3 separate regions of the Homo sapiens genome follow, and regions 1 and 3 are each linked to region 2. The links are chromatin loops, found by intact Hi-C in ENCODE. Cell type or tissue: endothelial cell of umbilical vein. All regions are shown on one strand.

Region 1 (8,000 bases), 160 kb before region 2:
AAGAGCGTAGGAATTCAAGATCAGCCTGGGCAACATGGTGAGATTCAGTCTTAAAACAAAAATTGTATATAAAGTACATTATACAGTGTATATTCTGTACTGTTTGGCTCCTTTCACGTAATATTGTGTCTTTAAGATTCATCCTCTATATATCATGCAGCTGTACTTTTTTCCTTATTTCTCATAATACAGTATTTCATAGTATGAATAGATCACAATTTGTTATTTATTTCACTCTTGATAGACATTTAGGTTGTTTCCATTTGGAGTTATTATTCAGTACTGCTATGAATATTCTTAAACATGTATACTGGTGCACATAAACATATGTTTTATGAGGGTATATAACTTGGAGGTGAATTGCTGTGTCATAAATTATGCATATCTTGTATTTTATTTGATAATGTCAATCTGTTTGCTATAGTAATTGTGCCAATTTACACTTCCATCAACAACATTTGAGTTCTTGATGTTCTACAACCTTGAAAGCTTGGTTTGATACTCTAGTGAGGTATAGTGGTGTATCAGTATGGCTTTAGTGTACATTTCCCTGCTAACAAATGAGGTTGAGAATTAATGCTCATTTCATATTCATTATCTGTCAAATCTTCTGCCTGTTTTTTTTGTTGTGTTGTCTGTTTTTGTTTTCTTTTGACTGGTAGGTTCGTAGGAATTCTTTATGTATCTTAGATATGAACCCTGAACCCCTTGTTGATTACACACATTGAAAAATGGTGTTCCACTTTGAGGTTTGCTTTTTCTCTCCTTTAGTGATGCACTTTAATGAACAGAAGTTCTTGAATTTGATCTAGTCAATTTTTTCAAACTATTTTAATGTAGTCAACTTTTTCAAACTATTTTAAGTGCTTTGGGGATCTTGTTTAAGAAACCTTTCCTAATCCAGAATTCATAAAGATATTTTCCTATGTTATCTGCCAGAAGCTTTATTGTTTTACTTTTTCCATTCAATCTATAATCCACCTAAGAATGATTTTTGTATATAATGTGAGGTAAGTTTACTAACCAACTTTTGAAGGATTCTTTTATCTTTTGGAGAAGCTGACCTTCTGCTGTCCTGGTTTTACTCCTAAATTTGAGGCTAATCAAGGTGGTAGGTCTCCCAAACTCCTAACAGGTAAGTGATCTACCAGATCATCAAAATATCATAAAGAATATATACATATAATACAATTTATACATACAGTATGTATGTACATTCATACATAGTCATAATTATCTACCAAGAATAGAAAGAGGTATCCCTTTACAAGGAGAAAGAGATATAATGGTTAAGTGTGACTATGTTTTTGAGACAAGGCAGAAGATAAGAAATCTGAAGGACTGGTTATCAACAGAGAAATTAGGGATCTATTTATTTATTTATTTATTGAGACCAAGTCTCTCGCTCTGTTGCCCAGGCTGGAGTGCAATGGCACTATCTCGGCTCACTGCAACCTCCACCTCCCAAGTTTAAGCAATTCTCGTGCCTCAGCCTCTCGAGTATCTGGGATTACAGTGACGTGCCACCACGCCCAGCTAATTTTATTTTATTTTATTTTATTTTATTTTATTTAGACAGAGTTTCGCTCTTGTTGCTCAGGCTAGAGCGCAATGGCATGATCTTGGCTCACTGCAACCTCTGCCTCCTGGGTTCAAGCGATTCTCCTGCCTCATCCTCCTGAGTAACTGGGATTACAGGCATGCACCACCACGCCCAGCTAATTATATATTTTTAGTAGAGACAGGGTTTCTCCATGTTGGTCAGGCTGGTCTCGAACTCCTGACCTCAGGTGATCCACCCGCCTCGGCCTCCCAAAGTGCTGGGATTACAGGCGTGAGCCACCACACCCAGCCAGAAGTTAGGGATTTAATAGTTGGTAGGTATAGTGGACATTTGTTGTTTGTCCTGCCCAGAATAATATCGCGCTGCTTAAAGCCTTACTAACGTGTGCTTCATGAACTCAGGGCATTATCTGTCTTGCTCATCACCCTGTATTCTTAACGTTCAGCACAGTGCCTAGCACAATAGTAGCACTAAACAAGTATTTATTGAATAAATGAATGAAATACTCCTACTGTCATGATTCAAATGGAAGATATCATCTTTTGGTAGACCGCCTGCACAGCCTTAATAATAACTTTGTTGCATGCTTACTGTGTGCTAGACAAGATGCTAAATGATTCAAATTTGTCATCTCTTTTATTTCTTGCAACCATCTTACAAGATAGGAATGATTATTATCCCTATTTTATAGATGAAGAAACCAAAGGCACAGAAGAGTTAAGCAACTTGCATAAGGTATAGCTAGTAAGTGCAGGAGTTGGAACTTGAAATCACATCATCAGACCATAGAGCTTATGCTCTTAATCTTTCCATTGAATTGCCGTAGTGATTGATCTAAGCATGACCTCCTAACCCTCCAAGCTGAACCAGTAATGAGAAAAGCTAATGACTATTGATTACTTGCCTTGTGCTGGGTACCATATAAAATTGTTTACATATTTTCCTCATTTAATCGTGATATAAAACCTGTAAACCATTATTGTCCCCATTTTACAGATAAGGAAACTGAGGTAAAAGAGCTTAAGTAAATTGCTCAAGATCAATCAGCTAGTAGGCAGGGGAGCCAGTGTTTGAGCTCAAGCAGTTGGACTTCAGAACCCATACTGATACCCACCAGGCTATCTGCCTCTATTAAGACCTATTTCCCTTACCTCAGAAAGGTACACCTTGAAGAAGCAAGGCCAATCAGAGCCCTTCTCTGGGACCTTTGAACTAGAGACCATTGCTTTCTGGTAGGGAAGATGTGAAATTATGAGCCAAAGAGAGCCACCACCCCCATGAGGGGGCAGATCCCATCTGCAGTAGAAGAGTAAAGCTGACTGACAGAGAGAAATGCAAGAGGTGAAGGTGATAATCTTGATGGCTCTTTCATTCACCCTGCCCGGCCAGCTCTTCCTTTTGTTATGTGAGCCTTCCCATAAATTACTCCCCACCCTCCTTTTTATTCTGCCTAAACTAGTTCAAGCTGGGTTCTTGTCACTAGCAACCAGAATAGTCTCAGCTAACACAGAAGGCTGTGGTGTTCTCCCAAATGTGCTAACATTTATGAAAAAGCATCAAAGCCCTTTGGAGTTTAACACAAACTGTATTTCCTGACTTTCCATTTGATGCATGAATGAGGATGATGTCTTTTTATAAAAGTGCCTTCTGTGGGTTTATAAATGAATAATAAGTTGGATCTTCTTTGTTAAAGGCTGCAGCATCTTGCGTACATCTTTCCAGTGAAGCGGATGGCCTGATATATACTCTTCTAAACTAATTTTTTTTTTTTTTTTTTTTTTTTAGAGATGGAGTTTTGCTGTTGTTGCCCAGGCTGGAGTGCAATGGCATGATCTCGGCTCACTGCAACCTCCACCTCCCGGGTTCTAGCGATTCTCCTGCCTCAGCCTCACGAGTAGCTGGGATTACAGGCATGTGCTACCACGCCCAGCTACTTTTTGTATTTTTAGTAGAGACAGGGTTTCACCATGTTGGTCAGGCTGGTCTCGAACTCCTGACCTCAGGTGATCCACCCACCTCGGCCTCCCAAAGTGCTGGGATTACAGGTGTGAGCCACCACACCTGGCTTAAACTAAAAAAAAAACCTGCTTATCGAATATGTCAAAATGCAGGCTTTTTGTGATGGACAGCTCCTCTCAGCTAAACAGTGGTGTATCCTGGATTCCCACCAATACATGGTAAAATTATATTTCTTCACTGGGTTTTGAGACTATATAGCTCTCTAAGTCTCAGTCATCTTATCTACAAAATGGAGGGATTGGTCTGCAAAGGACCTTTAGGGCCTTTAGGGTCCTTTTCCCAACTCTAAGCTTTGTGGTTTAAAAAAACTTGAGGCTGATATCAACTCAAGAGGTACTAATGGTCATTTGCTTTGCGGACCTGCTGTTGGCTTAGGTGAGATGACACTTGCCATTTCAAAATGTGAAGATCTTTCTTTTTTAAGTTCACCTTTTCAATGTCTAGTGTCACATTTCCCCCAGAATATTCTACAGAATGGAATGCTAATCCTTGGAATTCTCTCCAATCAAGGAGTCATCGATCAAAAATTATATACCATATCCCCCTGGGAGATTAACAATTCACGTTATAAATTTAAAGGCCCTGAGCAATTTTTTAGTAAAGAAACCTGTGTAACTTATTTTACCCTAAGATTTTCCAAATACATTTAACCAAAGAACCCTTTCTACAAAAACACACAGTGATATCACATGTAGAACTGCTGGCTCAACATCTTCCCTCTGGTTCTGTACAGTAGAATAGATGTTATGACTGCCTTAGTGTGAGCATATTTAATAGGTAATAATGTTATATTTAATTACCCTATTTCCTGGGTGTAGCTTTTTGTGAATTGAAAAGTGATCACTAGGAGATTATTATTTGGTTCTATACTAGGTAGCATCATATATTAATTCTTCCCCTGAGCTCTAAATGGCTATAAAGATTCCCTTCAATTGACCAGAAGAGGGAAGCAGAGGACCTGAGATGGCATCTGAAGTCCCAGTAAGTGACTTGGGAACAAAGGAACACATGTAAGAAGATAAGGCAGCATCAGTTCAGGAGCTTGTCTTGGAAAGATCATCTCCCAAGCAGACTGAACCATTCACATTTCAACCACATCATCTTCAGAATGCGAAGGCCCATTATTGGAAGCCATCACCTCATACCATTATGCATTTCCTAGAGCTTCCATAGCAAACAGGTCTCCTTAAAGTCGGGGAGTACCAGGAGATCATCAGGATGGGGCTGATGGAGACATCAGAAAACAGTGAAGCAAGGCCAGTAGACCTGGAGATTGCAGCAACAGTTCCCAAGAGCTGGGGCTTCCTCACAGCTGTGTGTGTTTGCATCTTCTGGTCCCAAGAGCAGCCACTGCTCAGGTAGGCTCATAGCAGATTATTCACCTGCCAAGCCATTAGCCAGACATGATTTTAGAATGGCAGGCCCATTATCACCCATGTTATTTGAATTGGAAGACATGGTATTTGGGGTTGGGGGTAGTATTGGGCTTGGGCTCAAGGTTCTGAACACCCAAATCCTGCCTTGCCAGAGCTTTGCCCTTGTCCATGAGTGCCACAAGGGAGACATCATGCTCAGAGGACAGGGCCAGGCAAATGCATGCATTTTATAAGAATGTTTTGGCTTCAAATACTACCCTAGGCCATTGCGAAGCTAGGGATAACCACTGAAAGATTCTTTTTGTCTAATCTAAAGGCAAAATTAATGCTAAAACTAGGCCCTGGCTAGGTGTCTTGGCTCATGGCTGTAATCTTAGTGTTTGGGGAGGCTAAGTGGGAGGATCACTTGAGGCCAGGATTTCGAGACCAGCCTGGGAAACATAGCAAGACCCTTAAAATAATAATAATAATAATAATAATAATAATAATAATAATAATAATAATAAAATGTCCAAGTGACCGTCTTGGTACTTTCCCCCTAAGTTTATACCTCTTTCTCAGGCTTTGTTATTTTAACTTTGTGACAGCAAGAAAAGATGAATCCAAGGAAAACCATGCCAACGAAAGGAGAGAGAAATGAGCCTCTCTTTAAAATCTGGAGCATAGGTGGTATAAGTGTGCTTTTCGCACACCAGAGGTACAAAAGAGAAATTCCCAGGACATGAACACCCAAAAAAAGAATGTGGCCAATAAAATACCTTTGAACTTGACTCATCCTCATTACCCTTTTTATCACTCTCTTCCTTGGATGTATAGGTGGGAATTAATGGGGGAGAGTGGAGTGAGGTAAAGAGAATCGAGTGAAGACCGCAGAGGAGGCCATCCTCTCACTTGGCCTTCCTTCTCCTCCCACTGGCCTCCTCCTCTGCTCCTTTCTACCCTATGCCAACCTGTCAGAGCCCCTAAGCATAAACGTCAGAGTCACTGTGTTGAAATGTCAGTATCCATGCTATATTCTTTTGCACTTTGTTTCCCATCTCTTGGTGGTTCTGTAAGAATGAGAGAGGAGTTTTGGTGTTACTTGGTGGTATCACCCATCTTCTCCTCTGTGAGGAACCCAAGAATATCTGAGTCCTTAAATGGTCCCATCTTGCCTTTAGTGTCTCAGGGGAGTTCTGTGCCAGGAAAGGAACAGCAGGAAATGAGAATCAATGAATTATATGATTACTAGCTAAGTCAGCACCTGATAATTCCCAATGCAGCGTTTTCTGGTAAAAGATGAACTTGAGCATGTCTTAAGCCTCAGTGTGTAACTGGGATTTTTTATTTCTCTTCAAATGGAAATTTTAGGCATATTGTTTGATAGAGAGATCCAACCTTTGAGAGGAATACTAAATGCATTTACTCTCTAGCATCAGGTTGAGGAAGACCTAAGAGATCTTATGTCTGCTTACCACTGGGAGATAGGAAGCAGAAAATGCGGGAAAACAGGAACTGGGTGCTGACATTTTGAGACAGTGGCCCTGCCCACTGATTACTGGGGCCCAGTCAAAACCTTGGACTGTGATCAATTGGCTTCCAGACCTTCTTCCCTTGAGTAGAGGAGAGTAGGGGAGCTGCAGGGGATGTGAACAGAGGCAGAATCTCCCTCATGAAAGAGGGAAGTCCTCATAGGCAGGAAGTTTCCCTCACAGTTTTTAAAATCTGAAAAGAAGTCATAGTAGATTTTTGACTCCTAGGAAGGAAATCACCATTTACTGAACATCAATTATGCCTTCAGTCATGCTAGGCAAGTTTCATTTGTTGGTTTCTTAGTTGAAAGTAAAAAATAATTCTGACTTACTCAAAGCAAAAGAGGAATTTATTGAAAGGATATCAGGTAACTAATAGAATTCTAGCCAGTGGGCAAGCAAGCTCAGATACTCTGTAGTCAAAATCAATTCCAAAAATAAAACTATCCTATATTTGGCTGGGGAAGACTATTCAAGTTGGTTCATAAACCCACTGAAATGATAACTAATAATTTGGTTGCTACCAGGGATGACAAAATTTTATATGTACAGCTTTTACATTTCCCTTCTCAGGCCTAGAGTCAAAGATTTTTTTCTAAGAATCTCTGGTTCATTTGAATAGGAAATGGTATTATAATCTGGGTACTAGTGGTCTCATTGCTACTGAGTTTATCTTTTCTTTCAGGCCTTTTCAATGGATAGATATAATATATATAAATTATATAGTCATATATAAAGTTATATTACAAATATGTATGTGTGTGTGTGTGTATATATATATATGCTCATACTGATAGTTTCTACTCACATTTAGGACTACAGGTTTTTCACTTAGTCTTAGCTATCTTACATCTGTATTTCGTTTCTCCTATGTGAAAATTTTCAATTTTCAATGGTACTTGTTATTGGACTGAACTGTGTCTCCCAAAATTCATATGCTGAAGTTGTAACCTCCAGTGACTATATAGTTGCCACTCCATATCTGTGGATTCCACATCCATGGAGTCAATCAACTGAGGATCAAAAATATTTGAAAAAAATTATAATACAGTATTAAAAAATAACACAAATTAAAAAACCAATACAGTATAACAACTATTTATATAGTATTTACATTGTATTGGGTATTATAAGTAATCTAGACATGATTTGAAGTATATGAGAGGATGTAGGTAGGTTTTATTTAAATAAATAACATTTTATATTATATATGAAATACACTTTATATAAGGAGCATAAGCATCTGCCGATTTTGATATGGTGTGTAGCCCTGGAACTAATGCCCCATGGATACCAAGGGATGATTGTATTTGGAGATAAGGCCTTTAGGGAGGAAATTAAGGTTAAATGAGATCATAAGGGCGAGGCCTTAATCTGACAGGACTGGTATCCTTATAGGAAGAGGAAAAGTCATGTCCGGGTACAGTGGCTCACACCTGTAATACCAGCACTTTGGGAGGCAAGGGTGGGAGGATTGTTTGAGGCCAGGAGTTTGAGACCAGTCTGGGAAACATAGTGAGACCCTTGTCT
Region 2 (8,000 bases):
CTCCTATTACAATTAGTTTTTAGAAAGAATATTAATATAGTAATAACATATACACGTAAGATAAGTTGTAAATTTTCTAATGGAAAACTGCTTGATTTTGCTGTGAACCTAAAACTGCTCTAAAAATAGTCTATACCTTAAAAGCTATAAAAATAAAAATATATCATATATATTATCATTTCAACATGCAATTCATATAAAACATTATTAACGAGATATTTTACATTCTTTTTTTCCATAATGAATCTTCCAAAACCAGTGTGCATTTTCCACTTACAGCATTGTCTTAATTTGGACCAAACACATTTGAAGTCCTCATATTGGACAACACAGGTCTAGAGCAATGGCAGTACCAAAGGTGGCTTGGAGGGACTTTACCCACCTAGACTCTTCCTACCTCACAATCTCTATCAGCATTGCTCCAGGCCACACTAGATGCATATATCAAAAAGTGCTTTACTCTGCAAATGCAGCTTCCAAACAAGTCTCTGAGCCTTTTTTCCACCCAGAGTGTTGCTTCTCAGCTCCTCAAACACAGAGATTCACCCGGCCCTCCCCAGTCCAGTGCTCCAGACAGTACTGTTCCAAAGATTTTCTTGACGGGATTCTGCCTAAAAGAGGGGCACGGAACACTGAAGAATAGAAGGGCTTTTATTACTTCAGAATTTCCTGAAGACATCATATACTCCTCATTAATAATAGGAGAAGGAGCTTTCAGGTCCTGAACACTGTGCAAAAAAGTGAAAAATTTACTAAAATGCAGTGCAGATTTAAATGCCATCTAGAAAATAGGTACTTAAGAAAAAAATAGTTGCTGTCAATATAGAAATAAATACCTAGGCTTTGCCCTAGTTGGTGGGGATTATTTATATTTCCTTGCATCTAGGAACATTTTTTTTTTTAATATTTCCTAGCAACATTCCTGGAACTAATGTATAGACCTCTCTGTATGCCATGATATATTATAACCTACTCATCCTCTAAATATTATTATCACGACATGGGCACACTTTAGCTCAGAAAAGTTAGTTGTCATTTGAATTAGAAAAGGCACTACATTAAATCATAGTCTGCCCTTATATATTCATCATTTTCAGGTTTTATCACTCAGAGAAGTGAGGAAAAAATGGCATTTATTTGCTTACCATTTTCAACAGCTCTTCCAAAAGAAGGGAAAGAAAGATAAAAAGTGGACGGACTATAAAATAAAAACAGACACAGTCTCACAGAATTCTGCAGAGAAAACTGCATGGCATGAGGTGGAATGCACGTTTAAGTTTAATTTATAGTCACAAAATTATTATTGCCTAACTCCCCCGTGAGTCCTTTGGAACAAAGGAGGAAACATTAAATATTTAAAAATTAGGGCTGGGCATGGTGGCTCAGGCCTGTAATCCCAGCACTTTGGGAGGTTGAGGCAGGTGGATCACCTGAGGTCAGGAATTCGAGAGCAGCCTGACCAACATGGCAAAACCCTGTCTCTACTAAAAACGCAAAAATTAGCCAGGTGTGGTGGTGTGCGCCTGTAGTTCCAGCTACTTGGGAGGCTGAGACAAGAGAATTGCTTGAACTCGGCAGAGGTTGCAGTGAGCCAAGATTGCGCCACTGCACTCCAGCCTGGGCAACAGTGCGAGACTCCATCTCTAAATAAATACATAAATAAATTTAAATAACATTGGTAAAATGTTATATGGCATATATAATCTTATGTGGCATTTTTTAAATTAAGAGGTCTTCATGGAAAATTCAAAATATTTTCCATCTTTACATCAAAACCTTTATAAATTAAGTATCTAATATTTTAATATAATTTAATAATATGACATGATATCTGGTATTTCCTTTGAAAACCTCCAGCAGAGAAAACAACATAAAAGTTGGGGAAGTATATTAAACAAGAGTGACAGAATGCTGTAACTGGTGATGTTGAGTGAGGGGTACTTAGGGGTTATTTATACTTTTCCCTATGCTTGTATATATCATATATCTGAAGTTTCCCAAATAAAAAAGTTTAAAAATTATTGATGATAAATTTTAAAATATGTGGGTATTTTTAATTAAAAAAATTATTAACTGGTTGTCTCTGACTCGAGGCCTGGCACGGGAGATTTACTATTTACTTATATTCTTGTAAATTGTTTGCATGTTTTTATCAGATACATTATTTACTCAAGAAAAAGTATATGTATATATGTATGTATACACACACATACCATACACACACACACACACACACACACACCAGTATTTTGGTACTGTACTTACTGCCTGAGGATACGGGTTATGCATTTAACTTCTCAGTTGCTTGCCCTTAGGTAAGTTGGGTAAGTTACTTCTGAGCATTCTTATGGAAGAATAACATTTAAATGAGGTAATGCATTTGAAAATATCCAGCACAGTGTCTGGCATAATACTGGCGTTCACTTAGTGCTGGTTTAAATTATATTAAATATGTGGAGAAACTAGATTTAATATAGGAGGCAGGCCTACCCCTAATATTTGAGTGGCCATGAGCAAGAGGACAAACAGGGGCATCCAGCCCATGGCCTGTTCTCATCTTTCTCCATCCTACCAGAGGCCCTTGCATATGTGTGTGGACACTCCAACAGGCTTGATCAAGTTCCACCATCCCCAAAAGCTGTCCTTTCACCACTCCTGAGGCCTAAGTGTGTGCACACTTACCCTGCAGTCTACAACTGCATGGGCCTGGGAGTGGGCTTCTGGCTATTTGTCAAAGAATTTTGGGCTTGTAGGTGGCTGGAACCTAGTCTGAAGGAGGTGAGGGTGGGGTGGTGAGGGGAGAGATGTACTCTTGGAATTCCTTGGCCCATGGGAAGAGGTGTGGCTGGAGAAGGGCCAGGATGGGTTCTTTCAAAGCAAAGGGTCCAGGCAAGTGCCACAGGCATCTGAATCGAAAAGCAGTACTGATTCAAGACAAAGTATTATATTGAACCACTCAATGGAGTGGGAGTCAGAAGACATGGATTCTTGCCCTAATTCTGCCAGTAATGTCATACGTGACCTTAAATCAGTGTCTTTACCTTGCTGCACCTCAATTTTCTCATATATTCATTTAATAAATATTTATTGAGCTCCAACTATGAGCGAGACATCCAACTAGACACTGAGGATATACAGAAAACTCAACAGATTGCCCTCATTGACTTAGCATTCTGACAGAGAGCAAGATAACTGGGGCAAACATATTCCAAACGAAGGGCCCCTTCTAAACCAAAACTTTCCATTCAAAATCAATCTTTAAAGTTGTCATGTTTAATAAGTACTAGTAATGAAAGAATCCTAAAAGGAAAAAAGTGTTAAATTATAATGCAATATTATCAAGAGCCTTTTATGATCAATTCTCTAACACAGCAGCATGAGCACTGTACTAATTTTAATCACAAGCATTATTGCCAAATGCAGCACGAAACTCAATCTCTAAAATGTGCCATTTTCTTACTGTTACTCATTTTACTTATGAATATTTTATATGGAAGATAAATTTATGTAAAAATAATATAATCACAACACATTTATCCACATTTTAAAAATAAAATACATTAACAGAATGTAGCAGGTAATTTTTAAAACATGTATTTCAAACAACATTAATATTGAGCTCTGTTATGTAATAAACATAAACAAGGGAGTTCAGAGAAACAGATGAATAAAGTGTAAATGTCTAAGAACCGCTTATATTTATATCAGACCAACTAAGATTGGGTGCAGCTTCCTGTCTTACTACATCAACTACAGATTGTTTGGGGTCATGACAGACAATCGATCAGACAACTAGGAGTCAATTGAGAAGAGCTAAGGAGTCTGTCTTGGATAAAACAGTACAGAATTTTTTTCTAAAAGGATAGTTGTTAATAATGGAACTGATATCTTGTGTACTTCTAGTTTGACCTAAAAGCAGTTACACAAGGAGAGTTCCAAAGCTCACATTATTCTAGCTGTTTCCTTCTTACCTTCTCAAAGTTGAAGAGTTGCCCATTTTCACAAAATGTCAATGATAAGGGACTATTTATACTTGTTAGATCTCACAACTAGAGTCTTCTCGGGTAGAGTGAACTTTTAGATAAAAATAAAAACACCCAGCATGCAGTGTGCCCTGGAGTCTATGCAACCTAGCCCTCTCTTCTCTGTCCGTCTTGGTTCAAAATAAATAAAATAGAACAAAGGAAGCTGAGTTTTATTCATAGTATAGCGTTTTTATTGAGCTGTTTCCACTAGATGGCACTAAAGATTCTGTGTTTCAGGAATCAGGCCCTTTTAAAAAAGAAAATCAGAAGACAAAAATGATCTGTCTGAAATAAACAATAAATTTCTCCAGTCATCTGTCCTAATGATCAGTTTCTTAGAAATGAAACATGAATCTTGGCCATTTATTCACTATCAAACATTTATTAAACCATATTAAGTTTCAGACACTGTGCCCAGTATTAAGGATGCAGAAACAGGACAAGGTCCCTTGTGCTTAAGAGTTCCCAGTGTGGAAGAGGAGGGGAACAGTGAGAACAGAGGGCTGAATCAGACAAGCGAGTAGAAAATTGAAATGCAGAATGTTAAAGACTTGATAGAGATCATCACAGTACCACGGGTAACACACAGAGGGATGCCTAATGAAGACTTGGTGAATGGAGGATTCCTAAAGAAGTTGATGTCTAAACTGAGCTTTGAAGAATGGGTTGGAATTCATTAGGCAAAGAAGAGTGGGCAGAGTGTCCGAAGCAGAATAAGTAGTAGCTTGTATAATCATAAAAGAAGGCTGAAGCCCAGTGTGCATGCTTGGGTTTGGATGGGGCAGTGCAAGAAATGAGGTTGACTGGGCTGGCAGAGGCAGGGTCATGGGAAACCATATATACATATGAGATTATATATATCACTCTAAGACATATGGAGTTTTATCCTGAAGGCACCTCCTACTCCTCTCCCCCTAGTTCATTCTGATTTTGTCACACTGGCCTCCTCACTGTTGCTCAAACATGAGTAGGCACATTCCTCTCTCAGCAAGCACTAACTCTTCCCTCATCTGAACTACCTTTTCCCCATGGGTCCCTCCTTCACCTTTAAGTGTTTGCTCAAATATCACCTTCTCAATAATACTTATCCTGACCACTCCAGTTATATTGCAACACCCTCATCCTGCACTGGATGCTCCTCACTCTGCTTAATTTTTCTCCATAGCATTCTCACATTCTAACATACTGTATAGTTTCTGCAGTTATTATATTTATTCTTTTTTTTTTTTTTTTTGAGACAGAATCTCGCTTTGTCACCCAAGCTGGAGTACAGTGGTATGATCTCCGCTCACTGCAGCCTCCGTCTCCCGGGCTCAAGTGATTCTCCTGCCTCAGCATCCCGAGTAGCTGGGATTACAAACATGCACTACCATGCCCAGCTAATTTTTGTATTTTTAGTAGAGACGGAGTTTCGCCATGTTGGCCAGTGATCTCAAGTGATTCGCCCACCTCAGTCTCCCAAAGTTCTGGGATTACAGGCATGAGCCACCGTGCCCAGCATATTTATTGTTTATTGGCTGCTTTCCCCTACTAGAAGGTAAGTTCCACGAGAGCAGGAATTTTTGCTTGTTTTAACAATACATCTCTGGTGCCTGGCACATAGTCAAAAGTCCTTGCTGTCAAGGAACTTATTATTTTAGTAGGGAGTAAGTTGTGAAGACATTTGGGAAAATCATATTCCAGGTACTCAAAGGATATTAAATGAGTAAACATAGGCATGGAAGAGCTACCAAAGAGCATGATCAAACTGGAATTGCAAAAAGATCCCTAACAGGATTATAGAGAATGAATTGAAAACAGGGAGTGAATTCAGAGATGATGGAGGTAATAATATAGTAAAAAGAGCCCCCATGTAACAAGTGGGCTCATGGTTTATAAATCACCTCCAAATCCCACATCAATCAAGGGAGGATGAAAAGGTTAAAAAAGAAGAAGAAGAAGAAGAAAGAAGAAAAGAAGAAGAAGAAGAAGAAGAAGAAGAAGAAGAAGAAGAAGAGGAGGAGGAGGAGGAGGAGGAAGACGAGGAAGAGGAAGAAGAAGCCACCAGCGTAGTGGCTCATGCCTGTAATCCCAGCACTTTGGGAGGCCAAGGCAGGTGGATCACCAGAGGTTGGGAGTTCAAGACCACCCTGACCAACATAGTGAAGCAGTGTCCTGTAGAGAAAAAGAGAAGTGGTCAGAGCGGCAGGAGGTAGAAGAAAAATCAAGAATAGCATATGGTAACTGAGGAAGAAGAAAGTTTCAAGAAGAAAGTTGTCAGTGTCAGACCAGGCGCAGTGGCTAATGCCTATAATCCGAGCACTTTGGAAGGCTAAGGCTGGAGGATCACTTGAGCCCAGGAGTTCAAGACTAGCCTGGGCAACATGGTGAGACCTCATTGCTACAAAAATAAAAATATTAGCTGGGCATAGTGGCACACACATATAATCCCAGCTACTTGGGAAGCTAAGGTGGGAGGATCGCTTGAGTCCAGGAGATTGAGGCTGCAGTGAGCTGTGATCACACCACTGCACTGCAGCCTGGGCAATAGAGTGAGACCCTGTCTCAAACAAGAAAAACAAACTGAAACAAAAAACTGTCAGTGTTAAAAGCTATAGTGAATTCAGTTAGTTAAAAACTGAAAAGTATCCAATGGATTTAGCAAATATGAAATTATTGGTAACTTTGGCAAAGGCAAGTTCAGAGGAATGGTGAGAGCAAATGCCAGATTGCGCTGTGTTTAGGAGTAAAATGCAAGGGAAGAAGAGATGCAAATGTAGACTATTCTTGTCAAGCAGCTTGGCTATAAAGAAGTAGAGAGGGATTGGGAGCTAGAGAGGGGCATAGGGTAGAAGGAGAGACTGAAGCATGGACATGAGCGGAAAGAAAGATCCACCAGAAAGAAGATAAAGACAGAAGAGAGAGGAGGCAGGCAGGGCTGAACTTCAGAGCACAGGTCCCAGGAGAAAGGAGTCTCCTTCCTTTGAAGGAAAGAAGGAAGGATGGTGACAGAGACAGATGGAATGGTGAAAGATAAGTCTGACAGAACTCTCTGGTCCCTTTCCATATATCCACTCAATGTCTGATGGTAATGATCAAGCATAGTGCCCAAACCAGCCTTGCCTGATTTCCTGATGGGTCATTCTCCCTTCCTGGCTTTCTTGCCTTCAATATCTTCCCTGTCTTGGGCAAACAGGTGTGGGCTGAAAGTCTTGTAGACACTTTCATGAACGCTGGTCACTTTCATCAGTCCTGTTCCTCTCATCCCATGACTATTGCTTCCCCAGACAGATGAAGCAATGTGTGAGCATGGAAGAAGACACCGAACTAATTCTGAGAAAGGAGCATCCTTAACAAATCCTCTCTCGTCCTGTGATGTCACCCCATATCACTTATGGTCTGCACTATCCATAAAACTCTTGGTTGAAGGTGGTCCTGTTTGTCCTCCCATTACTTGAGATCACCATTCTCTCCTTCATCAATAACAGGTCTTTATTAAATGACTACTGTCTAGGTTGCCAAGATTTTCCATCTTAACAGAGAGAGTATACATGTATGTATGTGATATATATAGTGTGTAAATATATACACATATGTAAATATATACACATGCATATATATACACACATAATAAATAAAAACAATACCACAAGGTAGCACAAACTGCAAAGTGAATAATATAGGCAAAACAGCATTAGGCTTGAATCTGGAGCCCTGAAATAAGAGAAAGCTTCAAGGGGGTAGTGTGAAGTAGGGCTTTCATAGAAGGAAGGGTAGGTTTAAATAATAAAGGAAGGAGAATGTTGCCGACAACTTGGCAAACACCAAGAAACGTGCTTGGCAATGTTTAGGGAATAACTAAACAAGCAGTTTTATGAATCTATTGAAGAATGCAGATATTATCCTACAAAAATGGGGAGCTACTGAAAGTTTTAGAATGAAGACTGACTTGTATCATGTTTTTATATGTTTTTACAATTAATTTGGAAGAACTGT
Region 3 (8,000 bases), 400 kb after region 2:
TCAGCTCCCCTTGTTCTTGCATGTAGACCTGCCCAAGGGCCATTGGAGGTACCAGTGCTGCCACCATCACCCTGATTGACCCAGAAACTGATACTTTGATAATCAACAGGCCATGTCATGTCCAGCTCCCCCAATGGAGGGACGTGGCACTGTCAGACAATGTGGCCTTGGTGTTTTAACTTTGGTCATTCTGTATTGTGTTTGCTAACTTTTGGGGATGGGGGTGGGGAGGAGGAGAGGCTAACAATTAAGATAAAAGAACTGAAAGGAGCTTCGACTTGGCAAAAACATATTGAAGAGTTACATGATCAATCAATCATAAAGCGTTGAAATTGGAAGGAAACTTAGTAAAAAAAAAATCTTTTCCAGAGCAGTTTTGACAGTAGTTCAAATACCCTCTGCTTTAGTGTTTCCAATCCTAACAGCAAACTGTCTCAAAAAGCAGCCGGTTCCATTGTCAGAGGACTCTGATAGAAGGAGACAGGGTTTTCTTGTATTGAGTTGAAATTTATCTCTGAGCAACTTCCACTCATTTGTCTTGGTTCCATTCTCTGGAGGGAGAGTAGGTCAACATCCCTTTTAAAATGTGGTGCCCAGAAAGCAACATAAGACTCCAAATGTGGTCTGATTTAGTTAAAGCCCTGTAGGGAATTTAGAGGGGGAAGAAAAATAAAGCCACTGAGTTAACCAGCTTTAAAAAATGACAGTCATAGAAAGCTCCCATAAGTGGAACCTTAGAATCATAAACTAAAGAGAGCCTTTGAAAATACCCAGCTGGTTCATTTCCTTGCAGAGGAAAATCACACCTAAACCTGTCTAACCCAGAGATACTGACCTATTTTTTAAGATCTCTAAAAGCAAGTGTTCCACTGATGTTTATTGCAGAGAGATTTCTTACAAATCAATCATTATAAAATATCTTCAAATCACTGTTTTCTAGTAGACTAATTTGTTTTTACATTTTCCTCTTTCTCTTGCTATTATCTTTCCTACCACATAAATTGTCTTCCTAATGAAGCCGCTTATTGTATCATATTCTGGGAGTGCATGTTCATCTGCTCCTGTAGTGTTTCAGTTCCTACTGCATTAATTAACTGCGCTTCCTCTATTATTTTCCTCTTTTTTGCATGCGATCCATGGCATTTATCCTTATATTGTTGCATAATGCTTTGTGCGATGGATGTGTTCTCAAAATTGTGTGCGAATCTAATCTCTGTAAATTGAGTCTCTTCAATTAGAAGTGCCTTCCAAATGCATTTCAGATGTTCATTATTTAAAGTCACTCTGTGGGAGGTGGCTTGGTAGAACAGGAAACACAGGACCTTTGGGTCTTCCTCTTACAAGCTGTGTGACCTTTACTGGTGACTTTATCTACCTGAGCCCCAGTTTCTAATCCATGAAATGGGGACAAAAATGCCTTCTCTCAATATGTTGTTGTGGACAATAAGTAAGCTAAGAAAAAATTACTGCAACTTAAAAAATAGATGTCTTCTTGTCTTTAAAGCAAAGAGTCCTTTTTAAAGAAAATAATACTCTCAAAAATCTATTTTGCAAGTTCAGATGTTTTTGCATCACATGTTCTTAAAGGAGAACACAAGCATATTTTGACTTTACTGTCTGGCTGTGGCAGCTTTCTACCAAACTTCTTGGATTCATGCCTCTAGAACCGTGTCTTGTCTGGGCTGACTTTCTCATCTGCAGAGGTGAACATGTGCAGCGTTCATGGCCATCTTGCTGTGTCCCTGCTTTTATCACTATGCTTGAGTTCTTGAAGCTTAAGTTACATCCCTTCTGTTTTCATTATCATTTAAATATCTCTTTCTGAATATCCTAACCTGCTCGTTTCCATGTTATTTGGATCCTTTTTGTTTCCCCAAGAATCACCCATCTCTCCTACCTGACTCTGAGTTCCACAGGCCAGGAGTAGTGCATGAATGAATGGCTAATGACCCTCATTGAGAAATTCTTTCTATAGCCTGACACATGGAGCAATTCACTTCAACTCTCTGAGATTCCATTTTCTCATCTGTAATATTAGGATATACAATGATATCAGTGGTTTCCAGGAGGCTGGGGTACCTTCTCCTTGGGGGTCTACAATGATAGCAATGGAGCAATGTTTTTAAAAGCTCAAAAGAAAGTGCATGTGTTGCCAGTTAAGGCTATGTTGCCTAATATGAACACTGTCTCTTGCTCTGGTTGAATGATGTCAACTCTGCAGGTATCATAGATAAAATCATGTTGCTTAGCATGTGTATCCATCAAGATTCTTGGCTGCATGCAATAGAAACCAAGTCTAGTTGACTTAAGCAGAAAATAATTGCTTTGGGAAAATGTCTGCCAGCTCCAGAGCAAATGAAAAGACAGGAAGACCAGACTCTGGATATGCGCAGTAGCCAGGAAAAGCTGAGCAATGAAGAGCTCAGCCAAGGTCACACCACAGAAGCGGCATGGTTGGGATACCACTGGACACCAGACACCGACCCACTGGAACCACCAGGACATGGGATGTCACTGCCCAGTGGACTGCATTCCAAACCATGGTTGCTGCTTTGTGTTACTTGCTCCAGATGCAAAGTCCCAGGTGAGACCATCCAGTTGGCAAATTTTTTTTTTTTTTTTTTTTTTTTGAGACAGAGTTTTGCTCTTGTTGTGCAGGCTGGAGTGCAATGGCACGATCTCGGCTCACCGCAACCTCTGCCTCCCGGGTTTGAGTGATTCTCCTGCCTCAGCCTCCCGAGTAGCTGGGATTACAGGCATGCACCACCATGCCCGGCTAATTTTTTGTATTTTTAGTAGACACCGGGTTTCACTATGTTGCCCAGGCTGGTCTCAAATGCCTGACCTCGTGATCCACCCACCTTGGCCTCCCAAAGGGCTGGTATTACAGGCGTGAGCCACCGTGCCCGGCAGAGTTGGTAAATCTTAAGCCTTGTGTGCCCTTGTCCAGCTGCTGAAGGACAGGGACAACAAGTATTAGGCCATCAGAGGCTCTATTTTATTAGGAGAATTCCCCAAATATAAGAAGGAGATCAGCTGCTGGACAGCCCACAAAACGAAACAAAGCAAAATCCACTATGGTTGCTAAATGTTTATTTTTTGTTTATTTATTGATATATTTTTTTGAGACAGGGTCTTACTCTATTGCTTAGGCTGCGGTGCAGTGGTGCAATCATAGCTCACTGTAACCTCAAACTCCTGGGTCAAGCAATCCTCCTGACTCGGTCTCCCAAGTAGCTAGGATTAGGACCATAGGCATGCATCACCACACCCAGGTTATTAAATGTTTTTTATGACCAAAAACACCAACAAAACTTAACTGACGGTAGAAACACAATATTTTGGAACACGAGATCAATGGAAGAAAAAAATAATGAACAGGTTTAACGATTAAAAAAAAAAAGACTGACTGGAACAGGTATCTCTAATGTTGTTCACAGACTTAGACGCCCCCTGCAGGCAGGATGAAGGAATAAAGACTGGACTGATTTTCTCAAGCCCTTTCTTTCATTGACTATATGCCATAATAACCTGGACTTGTAGAATTAATCACTGCTTAGAAATAACTAGCTCATAGCTGCTACACATAAGAGAAAACAAAAGTAATAAACATGGTATGGAGGTCCTATGGTTTGAATGTGTCCCACAAAGTTCATGTGTTAGAAACTTAATCCCCAAACCAACATTATTGGGAGGTGGGACCTTTAAGAGGCTCTGCCCTCGTGAATAGATTAATGCTTTTCTCGCAGAAGCGTGTTCCTGGATAAAAGGATAAGTTTGGACTGCTTCCTGGTCTCTCTCGTGTCCATGCTTTCTTGCCCTTCCACCTTCCACCATGGGATGTCACGGCAAGAAGCCTTTCACCAGATGAAGGCCCCTGTACCTTGTACTTCCCAGGCTTTAGAACTGCAAGAAATAAATCTCTGTTCTTTATAAATTACCCAGTCTCAGGTATTCTGTTATAGCAGTACAAAACAGACCAAAACAAGTGGTTTCTTTTATATAAAAGAAATCTGAAGGCGGGCAGGCCCAGGTTGGTACCGTGATTTCATGGTGTCCATGAACCCAGGCCTCTTTTGTTTTTGCTCTGCCATCATTAGTAGTACAGGGCTCCCATCCTCAAAGACACTTCCTTAAGGCTGCTGGAGCTCCAGCCATCATGTCTGAATTCCACATAGGAAGTAGGAGGAAAGGTGAAGGGACAAAAGACAAGAGAGAAGATATAAACTGTCTGACCCCTCTTAAGACTTCCTGAAAGTCCTGAAATGTACATTTAGATTTAACAATGTCTGCTTGCATCTTATTGACCACCCTTAACTGTAAGATAGCCTGGGAGTTGCGGTCTTTTATTAGGGCACATGGTCACTCAAACATTGTGTGAGCAACTAGCAGTCTTCACTTCCCCAGGGAAGTCTCAAAAGTAGTGAGAAGTTTGGTTTAGAGGCCTTTGACTCTCCCTCTGCTCCAACTTTGTCCTCCCCTGAGTCAACTTTATGTGATATCACTTAGGACAAGGGAAGCTTCCAGGGAAGACACCAGCACTGAGGTCTTAGGACCACCTCTCTGCAATGTCTAGAGAGTGGTATGAGCCCTTTGAGGAGCTTCCTAGGAAATAACCAAACACTGAACATTTATTGAGCATTAACCTTCTGCCAGGCACTGTGTGAAGTGCTTTATCTCCACCCTGTTACCCCATCCTCACAACTGCTCCTCGAGGTAGGCACAATTGTGCCCATCCTGAAAATGAGGGAGCCAAGGATACGTGGCCATAACTTGCCTGATTACAGTTAGTGAGTAGGGACCAGGATGGAAACGTGTGTTTATCTGACTTCTGAGCCAGGATCTTAACCAACACGCTGCAGCTGTGCTGTCCCATACAGTGTCACTGGTCACACGTAGCTGTGTACACTTAGATTTAAATTAATTAAAGCAAAGTCAAATTTAAAATTCAGCTCTTCAACCATGCTGCCAACATTTCAAGAGCTCAGTAGTCGTGTGTGGCTAGTGGTTACCATCTTGGGCAGCAAAGCTATAGAACATTTTCAACATCACAGAAAGTTCTATTGGACAATGCTGTGCCAGAGGAATGGATCATTATTGACTTTCATTCGTCATCACAAATGGGATGATGAGAAACTTTTTTCTTGCCCTAGCCTCTTTTCCTGTTTTCCAGTTGTCTTGTCTTCATATATTATACAGCCCAGCCATACAAAGAGACAGAAGAAATTCTGAAGAAGCAAATACCAACCGAAGTTGAAAGTGGCCGCTTGTGATATTTCTACTGCGACAATACTTTCCACTCTGGGGTAGGGGACCATTGTGGAGGGCAGGGCAGGCTTGGTGGGGAGGATGTTCCCTGGTGTCTGCAGTCAGCTCAGCTCACAGGGTGAGCACTAGATGGCATGAATTCCTGAGCACAAAACCCTCTTATTTTTTAATTCTGTTGTTTAGCTTTTCTCTCCTTTCCCTACTTCGACACATGCCAAATGTGTTTCAGTTTAAACCTGCACTTTTAAAAGGTTGCAAAGCTCCCAGCTGCTGCAAAGTCAGGTTTTTCAGAACACATTTGCATCTTTTCTCAGTTGCTGCCTTAATTACACATAATAAAGGTATTTAGTTATAGACAAATAGCTGATGAGCCCGAACTATAATGAAAAGGTCTTGCCAAAAGCCATTTCCCTTGTCAAGAGAGAACTTGCTCAAAGACAGTGGGAAGCTGTGATTCATTCTTATGCCACAAGTGTTACTACAAGAAATTCAGTTCACTGGGAGTGGCTGGCACACAAACTTCAAGCAGTGACAAAGTCCAGAGTTCTCAGCTGTTTTCTGCAGCCACCACTGATGCCTTGACTAGAAATGTGTGATGAGAGAAGACCAACACCATTTGTGACTGGTTTAACAGGAGTCAGCAAACTTTGCAGCTGACCACCTATTTTTGTTAATAAAGTTTTATTGGAACACAGTCATGCTCATTCATTTACACAGTCACGCTCATGATTTATGGCTGCTTTCATGAGACAACAGTAGAGGTGAGTAGTTGCAGCAGACGCCATATGGCCTGCCAAGCCTAAAGTACTTAATAGATGACCCTTTCCAGACAAAGTTTATTGGCCCCTGGCTTAGAAGGTAGGAGTTGGACTAAATTGGAGTTCTCAGCCCTATCTCTGTAGGAGGGCTGGCACTGACCTTTCCCCTCTCACCTGGCCAAGATGACCATCTCTCCCCTGCATGACAGCCCTACCTTCTTTCTGCCTACCTGTCTACCTCCTGGCCTCCTGCATTCTATTCTCCTCAGCACAGCCAGAGCACGCCCCTTTGGAACATAAGCCATTTCATGTCACTCCCTTACTCAAAGCCCTTCAAGTGCTTCCCATTTCACAAAGAGTAAAATCCAAAGGCCTTCAAGTGGCCTGCAGGGCCCTATATCAGCTTCCCCGGCCATCCTAGCCTTCTCACTGAGCCTCAAACTGGCAGGCACTGTCTCCACTCAGAGGCAGAGGTGGCTCACTTGCCACCAAAAATGCCCATCATAGTGTGCCCTTGCTGCTGGAGGCAGCTGCCTAGCAAGATGCCTCAGCATTCAGGTGTGGCTGAGGAGTGGTTCTCCACAGCAGAACATGACGCGAAGTGGTGCTAGTCACTCCTACTGGGGGTGTGGGGAGGGGGTGTCTTAGGAACCATCTGTGCCTTCTCTACTCCCCATCTGCCCACTTACTGGGGAGGAGTTTGGGACCCTTGGAAATGCGAAAGCCACAAGATGGAAGTTGTTTGGATGTCTGGACCCAAATGAAGACTGCTGTCCATCAACCAGCAACATCATGTTGAACTGGAGCATGAGCAAGAAGTAAACATTTACTGTGCTGTGCTCTTATTGTGAAGTTTGGGGATGTGTTTGTCATGACAGTTAGTAGTACTGTAACTCACATAGGGCCTTTGTTCCTGCTGTTCCCTTTGCCTGAAATGCTCTTCTGCAAATACTTGCATGACTTTTCACTTCCTTCAGGTCTCTGTTCTGATGGCATCTTATCCGAGCAATTTCCGCAGATTACCCCATATAAAATAGAAGCTCACCCACCCCAGCATTCCTCTCTGCCTGACCCTCTTTTCCTTTTCCTTTTAGCACACATCGCTTGGCACAGACTTTACCAGCTCGTGGCTCGGTGCCTGAGTTGTTTGCTGTCTTTCTCCCTCCACTAGAATGTAAGTTCCATGAAGGCTGCCATCTGGTCAGGGTGTTTCCACATGCCCCCACCACTTAGTATGGTGGCTGTCACAGTGTGGGGGTGCCATAAATGTTTGATGGACACATAAAGAAATGAGTGAACAGACCAGCAATCTGGCTGTCTTCCTGATTATGTACACAAGGATGAATGGGGAAAATAGCAAGGTTTGGGGTAGGCGGTAGGGAGGAGAGAAGAAAGCAGAATGACACAAGTGGGGTGATTTTTTTGCAGTTTTTAATATTAGGTATTATTTGATGCCAGAGACAATACATGCACCAGCCATAGGGGGCCCCAACTGTCAAGGTGCTGCAAGTCCATGAAGGTGTGAGACTGGGAAACAGGTGGCACACACTGGGAGCATGGCTATGTGTTCTGCAGGGATCTCTGAGGCTCAGGGATGAGCATCATGATTAGCCTGTGGGTCAGGGAAAGCTAGGCAACCCCTAGGAGGAGTCGGCAAGAAGGAGAATCCAGAAGAGGCACTCCTGGCATCATGAAGAGCAGGTGAATTTCCACAGCCTGGTGAGTTGGAGGAGCCCTGAGCAGTTTGATACAGCATGAACCTAGAGGAAGGTGGCGGGGAAGGGAGGGGAGGCAGACAGGCCTGTGGGGCCCAGATCATGAACAGACTTGTTTGTTATACTAGGAAGTTTGAACTGTATGCTGAAGGCAATGGGAACCAAGCAAAAGAGGTTCAAGCAGGCCGATGGCATAATCAGATGTGCATTTTATGAGGCTCTTTCTGGCAGCAGCCTGTAAAAAAGATATGCATGGAAG

What was found. Peaks named below come from ENCODE experiments on the same cell type or tissue, not always from the same donor. Only the 100,000 strongest peaks of a DNase experiment are listed, where the experiment ranks them.
Region 1: it touches region 2 in a loop (8-fold over the local background); 50 of 110 quality-filtered maps call a loop at or near these places.
Region 3: it touches region 2 in a loop (5-fold over the local background); 18 of 110 quality-filtered maps call a loop at or near these places.

Annotation. Positions count from the first base shown.
Region 1 is chr1:117,281,324-117,289,323 of GRCh38, reverse strand. No RefSeq gene overlaps it. Among named protein-coding and RNA genes, the nearest start is that of LINC01525, 10 kb to the left of the region's middle. In endothelial cell of umbilical vein, no CTCF peak of the experiment used is centred here; no DNase peak of the experiment used is centred here; H3K27me3 peaks cover 140 bases.
Region 2 is chr1:117,125,013-117,133,012 of GRCh38, reverse strand. LOC124904387 (a long non-coding RNA gene) reads right to left here and starts at 4,242. Exons shown (of 2, transcript XR_007066500.1): 1 at 3,972-4,242. In endothelial cell of umbilical vein, a CTCF peak has its summit at 4,226 (motif pointing right); a DNase peak (open chromatin) is centred at 4,202; H3K27me3 peaks cover 1,059 bases.
Region 3 is chr1:116,720,398-116,728,397 of GRCh38, reverse strand. No RefSeq gene overlaps it. Among named protein-coding and RNA genes, the nearest start is that of CD2, 30 kb to the left of the region's middle. In endothelial cell of umbilical vein, a CTCF peak has its summit at 3,443 (motif pointing left); a DNase peak (open chromatin) is centred at 3,457.